Regions from separate parts of the Homo sapiens genome. Here region 2 is linked to region 1. Evidence: chromatin loops called from intact Hi-C (ENCODE). Cell type or tissue: A673. All regions are shown on one strand. Region 1 has its middle 45 kb from the start of CDKN2AIP. Region 2 has its middle 3.8 kb from the start of WWC2-AS2.

What was found. Hi-C counts contacts between places; a loop is a spot of excess contacts. Peaks named below come from ENCODE experiments on the same cell type or tissue, not always from the same donor. Only the 100,000 strongest peaks of a DNase experiment are listed, where the experiment ranks them.
Region 2: a loop joins it to region 1, with 17 times the contacts of the local background. A loop is called at or near these places in 3 of 110 quality-filtered maps.

The regions. Positions count from the first base shown.
Region 1 is chr4:183,398,637-183,401,136 of GRCh38, reverse strand. No RefSeq gene overlaps it. Among named protein-coding and RNA genes, the nearest start is that of CDKN2AIP, 45 kb to the left of the region's middle. RefSeq lists an enhancer at 2,393-2,500. In A673, a CTCF peak has its summit at 2,280; DNase peaks (open chromatin) are centred at 946, 1,066 and 2,346; H3K4me3 peaks cover 402 bases; H3K27ac peaks cover 2,451 bases.
Region 2 is chr4:183,094,111-183,096,610 of GRCh38, reverse strand. No RefSeq gene overlaps it. Among named protein-coding and RNA genes, the nearest start is that of WWC2-AS2, 3.8 kb to the left of the region's middle. RefSeq lists an enhancer at 1-235 and a silencer at 1,661-1,955. In A673, no CTCF peak of the experiment used is centred here; a DNase peak (open chromatin) is centred at 1,270; H3K4me3 peaks cover 16 bases; H3K27ac peaks cover 2,500 bases.

The DNA of each region.
Region 1 (2,500 bases):
TTTCATTATGTTGACCAGGCTGGTCTTGAACTCCTGACCTCATGATCAGCCCACCTCGGCCTCCCAAAGTGCTGGGATTACAGGCTTGAGCTACTGCGCCCGGCCGCATTTATCTTTAATGTCTGAATTAACGGAGGGGCCAAGCAGGGAGGTCACCTGCATGGAAGGGAAGACCCACAGGGAATGTACAGCCAACAACGTCGAGGTAGGTGTACATGTGGGGGCGGGGTAGAGAGGACACAGTAGGGTGGCAGAATCTACATGGTTAGAGGGGGCATCTGTGTAGGGGCAGTGGAGGCAGCAGCCAGAGAAGGGTACCCAAGTCCAAGCAGTAGGATAGTGGGGCAGAGGGAATGGGAGACTGGATACATGGAGGGGGAGGACTCCGTAACTAAATATATTGAGAGTGACGGGAGCCGAGTTTCTCACTACTAGAGAGAACAGTTATAATTATGGAAAACAAGAAAACTAGATTGAAGTCTCCGGTGCAGAACTGAAAATGGGGCAATTGATGTGAACTCACAGTTGCAAACGTTACAGGTGAAAAACGCCCTCCTGGCCGGTCACGGTGGCTCACGCCTGTAATCCCAGCACTTTGCGAGGCCAAGGTGGGTGGATCACTTGAGGCCAGGAGTTCGAGACCAGCCTGGCCAACATGAGGAAATCGCATCTCTACTAAAAATACACACATTTGCCTAGAGTGGTGGCACATGCCTGTAATCTCAGCTGCTTGGGAGGTTGAGGCACGAGAATCGCTTGAACCTGGGAGGTGGAGGTTGCAGTGAGCCAAGATTGTGCCATTGGGCAAAAGAGTGAGAATCCGTCTGGAAGGAAGGAAGGAAGGAAGGAAGGAAGGAAGGAAGGAAGGAAGGAAGGAAATTGAGCACCTTTTCAATTTGCTTATCCTCCATTTTTAGTTCCTTCTCTGAAATGTGTGTTTACATCTTTTGTCATTAAGAGTTTTGGGGATATTAGTAAACTTAGCCATTCATTCCTAATAAGTATCATGAATATTTTCCCAGTTCTTCAGTTTTGGTTTGGTTTTGTTTTTTTGGAGACGGAGTCTCAGTCTGTTGCCCAGGCTGGAATGCAGTTGCACGATCTCGGCTCACTGCAGCCTCTGTCTCCTGGGCTCAGGCCATCCTCCTGTCTCCAGAGTAGCTGGGAATACAGATGTGCACCATCGTGCCTGAGTAATTTTTGTTGTTGTTGTTTAGTAGAGACGAGGACTTGCTATGTTACCCAAACTGGTCTCCAATTCCTGGGCTCAAGCAATCCTCTGTGCTGTACCGCGAGTACTTCCTCTTTTATTTTTTTTAAATAAATAGAGACGGGATCGCACTGTGTTGTCCGGGCTGGTCTTGAATTCCTGGCCTCAGGCGATCCTTTGGGAGGCCGCTGTGGCCTCTCAAAGTGCTAGGATTACAGGCCCGAGCCACCATGCCGGGCCCCAGTTCTTCAGTGGTATATTATTTTATAGCCAACCTAGGTTTAAAATTTTGTATTTGGTCGGGCTTTTCCATTTTTTCCCCTGATGTTTTCTGGGTTTTGTATCGTGCTTACAAACAGCTTTGCCTTCTCATTACTCTACATTGATGCACCCGTATTTTTGTCACGGTTTCTTATTCTCGTGCGCGTGCACAGTGTTCGATGCATTTGGGTGCTGCGTGGAAGGCGTGCCCTGCTCAGCGACAGAGCCTGGGCGCGGGCTTCCTCCAGCACAGGGGGCGAGGGGCTTGCCCTGGAGTCACTTAGCCACCGCCTGAGCTTGGGCCACTTCCTCCACCACTTCTATCTGCATTTCCTCATCTGTTAGATGGGCTAACAGTAGAACCCACCTCAGAGGAGACTCTAGAGGTCATCGTGGTGATCCGCACCAGCTTAGAGCTGAGCCTGGCCCAGAGTACATGCTGAATCTAAACGCTCAGTGTTATGTTGTGTTGTGTTGTGTTGTGTTGTGTTGTGTTGTGTTGTGTTGTGATGTGGTGTTGTGATGTTATGTTATGTTATGTTATGTTATGTTATGTTATGTTATGTTATGTTATGTTATGTTATGTTATGTGTTATCATGCACCATGATAGGTTTGAATCCGGGGGCCAGCGTCCCCGGTCCCGGCGCCTGGCAGCGGGAGGTTCTGGATGGAGCCGCAGCAGGGTTGCCCCGCGGGCTGAGAAGCCCTCCTAGCTCTGCCCGCGGCCGCGGCGGACCCGGGAGACGCCGGACCTGTGGCGGGGTGAGCGGGGGCGGGTTCACCGCAGGCGGGGCGAGGCTCGCTGCCATCGCTAGGAGGCTCTGTTGCCGCTAGGACCTTGCGATCTCCGACTTCGGGGCTTGCGGGCTGGTTCTCAGAATGCAGTCTCTCCCGGGCCCGGCGGCCTCTTCAGCACCGCGGTCCCAGTGGGCTCGGCGTGCTTTTTAAATAAAGGAAATTAAACACACACGCTCTCTCTCTCACACACACACAGAGTGCTTAAATAATTAACAAATCGAGGCTTAAGG
Region 2 (2,500 bases), 300 kb after region 1:
AACGGTCAAGACAATGAAATTGCATTTATATCTGTAAAAGGAAAAGAAACATGAAGATTATCCCCATTTTAGAGGTGGACACATTTAGATTTGATTTGAGCTCCAGATGATCCTTGGCAAAGAAAGATGATGCAATCCGGTGTACAGGACGCCATATTGCCCTAGCCTGGAACCGTGTTCTAGCCGCTGAAGAGCCTATTCTGTGGCTTTCAAAATGTTCTTTTCTCCTAGCTTTACGTTTTCTCTCCAGCGCTAAATCCGTGGGGATAAGCCACCATAAACAAAGCTCCCACTGTCAATGTCCTAATCTTGAGTGGCAGGAAAATTGGTAATATCAAAAATGGGAGTAGACAGTGAAAATTATTTTAAAAGATAATTCTATTATGTACAAATTTAAAAGATATCAGGTGGGCCGGGCGTGGTGGTTCACGCCTGTAATCTCAGCACTTTGGGAGGCTGAGGTGGGCGGATCACCTGAGGTCAGGGGTTCGAGACCAGCCCGGCCAACATGGCAAAACCCCGTCTGTGCTAAAAAATACAAAAATTAGTCAGGTGTGGTGGCAGGCAGCTGTAATCCCAGCTACTCGGGAGGCTGAGGCAGGAGAATCGCTTGAACCTGGGAGGCGGAGGTTGCAGTGGGCCGAGATCCTGCCACTGCACTCCAGCCTGGGCAACAGAGCAATACTCCATCTAAAAAAAATAAAATAAAAATAAAATATATCAAGCACACCTATAGTCCCAGCTGCTCAGGAGGCTGAGGCAAGAAGATCACTTGAGGCTAGGAGTTCAAGGCACTATAACCGTGCCTTTGAATAGCCACTGCATTCCAGCCTGGGCAACATAAGGAGACCCTACCTCTTAAAAAAAATGTTTATATGTAAACACACACACACACACACACACACACACACACACCCCTTTAATCCAGCAATCCCAGTACAATTATTTTCCTGTGACATTAAAGTTGCTCAAGATATACAAGGATATTCACTGAAGCATGTTTGATAATAACAAAGCCAGAAAAACCACCAGTAGCCATCGGTAAGGGACTAATTAAATAAATTATGAATTATCCATAGTTAGCAAGCATTTTAAAAGCATTAGATAAACATATATGTGCTGGTAAGGAGAGATCTCCAGTATATGTTAAGTGAAAAAAAGCAAGGTGCAAAAAGACACTTGGCTGGCTAAGTTCAGTGGCGTTACAATCTAGTCAGTTCTGGAGATGGGGCCAATCATAAAATGTAAAGAACACAGCCTCCTGTACACTTCCTTCCTGTCAAAGGAAGAACACAGATAGTAAAGGAAGGAAATTCTTATAGAGGATTAGTGCTGTCAGGGAGATCCATCAGAGAAGTATCATGAGGTAAATAATCATTAAAGAAAAAGGATGGGGAGAGATGAGCATAGACATGAGTTTAAAATGGACAGGCGTGGCGGGGCATGTTTGAGGAAAGAAACGGGTGTGCAAAGTTCAAAGATGAAGCTAGCACGAAAGAGCCCAAGACTGGCTGGAGGCATCCAGTTAGGAGGCTGTTGTGATAGTACAGGTATGAGACAGATAAGGTCTGGATCAGAAATAAGGCAATGAAGGATGAAAAGAAATGGTTTGGCAAGAATTTGCAACTGATTAGATTAAGAAGAGAGAGGCAAATAAGCTAGAAGGAGGAATCTGAGGTGAATCCAAGATTTTAGACTGTCAAAGGGCTGGAAAAAATGAGGAAGTCCAAAGGGGGATCTGAGATGCAGTTGACTTTAGAAATTAGAGATACCCAGCAGAAAGTTAAAGGTCAGGACTAAAGCTCGAAGCAAAGGTCAGGACTGCAAATATATGGCTGAATGTCTATCATCTAAAAGTCTGTAGAGAACTGAGTATGCAGGAGTGAACCTTGGGAGGGAAACATCAGTGCAAGTCAAATAGAATTAAGTAAGCCATCTATAATCCTATTTTTGGCCTTCCACAATTTGATATAATTTTATTTCTTTGTACAATGTGGTCTACATTTTCAGTTATGTGTGTAAGAATTAGTTGTTAGTGTATGAACCGTCTTCACTATGCTAGTGAGTCAGCTCTGTGTAGGACAAGATGAACTGGTTTTCAATATTTTAATATCCCTTGTTTCTTCAAGGAGATCAGGGATTATACACTTTTCAAATTCTAAATAAAAGAATGTGCTTTGTTTCTTAATCAAACTAGTGGCATTTTTTTTCTTGGCAACTGAACTGGTTAAAACAAATATCTCTAATTATTGTGATTAGGTAACCCCAAGCCGCAATTCTAAATTTTATTGTCTAGACAGTCCTTAAGAAGAAAGGCATGTGATCTTTAAAAATTCCCACTGCTGGCCAAGCGTGGTGGCTCACTCCTGTAATCCCAGCACTTCAGGAGGCTGAGGCGGGTAGATCATTTGAGGTCAGGAATTCGAGACTAGCCTGGCCAACATAGTGAAACCCCATCTCTACTAAAAATACAAAAATTAGCCAGGTGTGGTGGCGCATG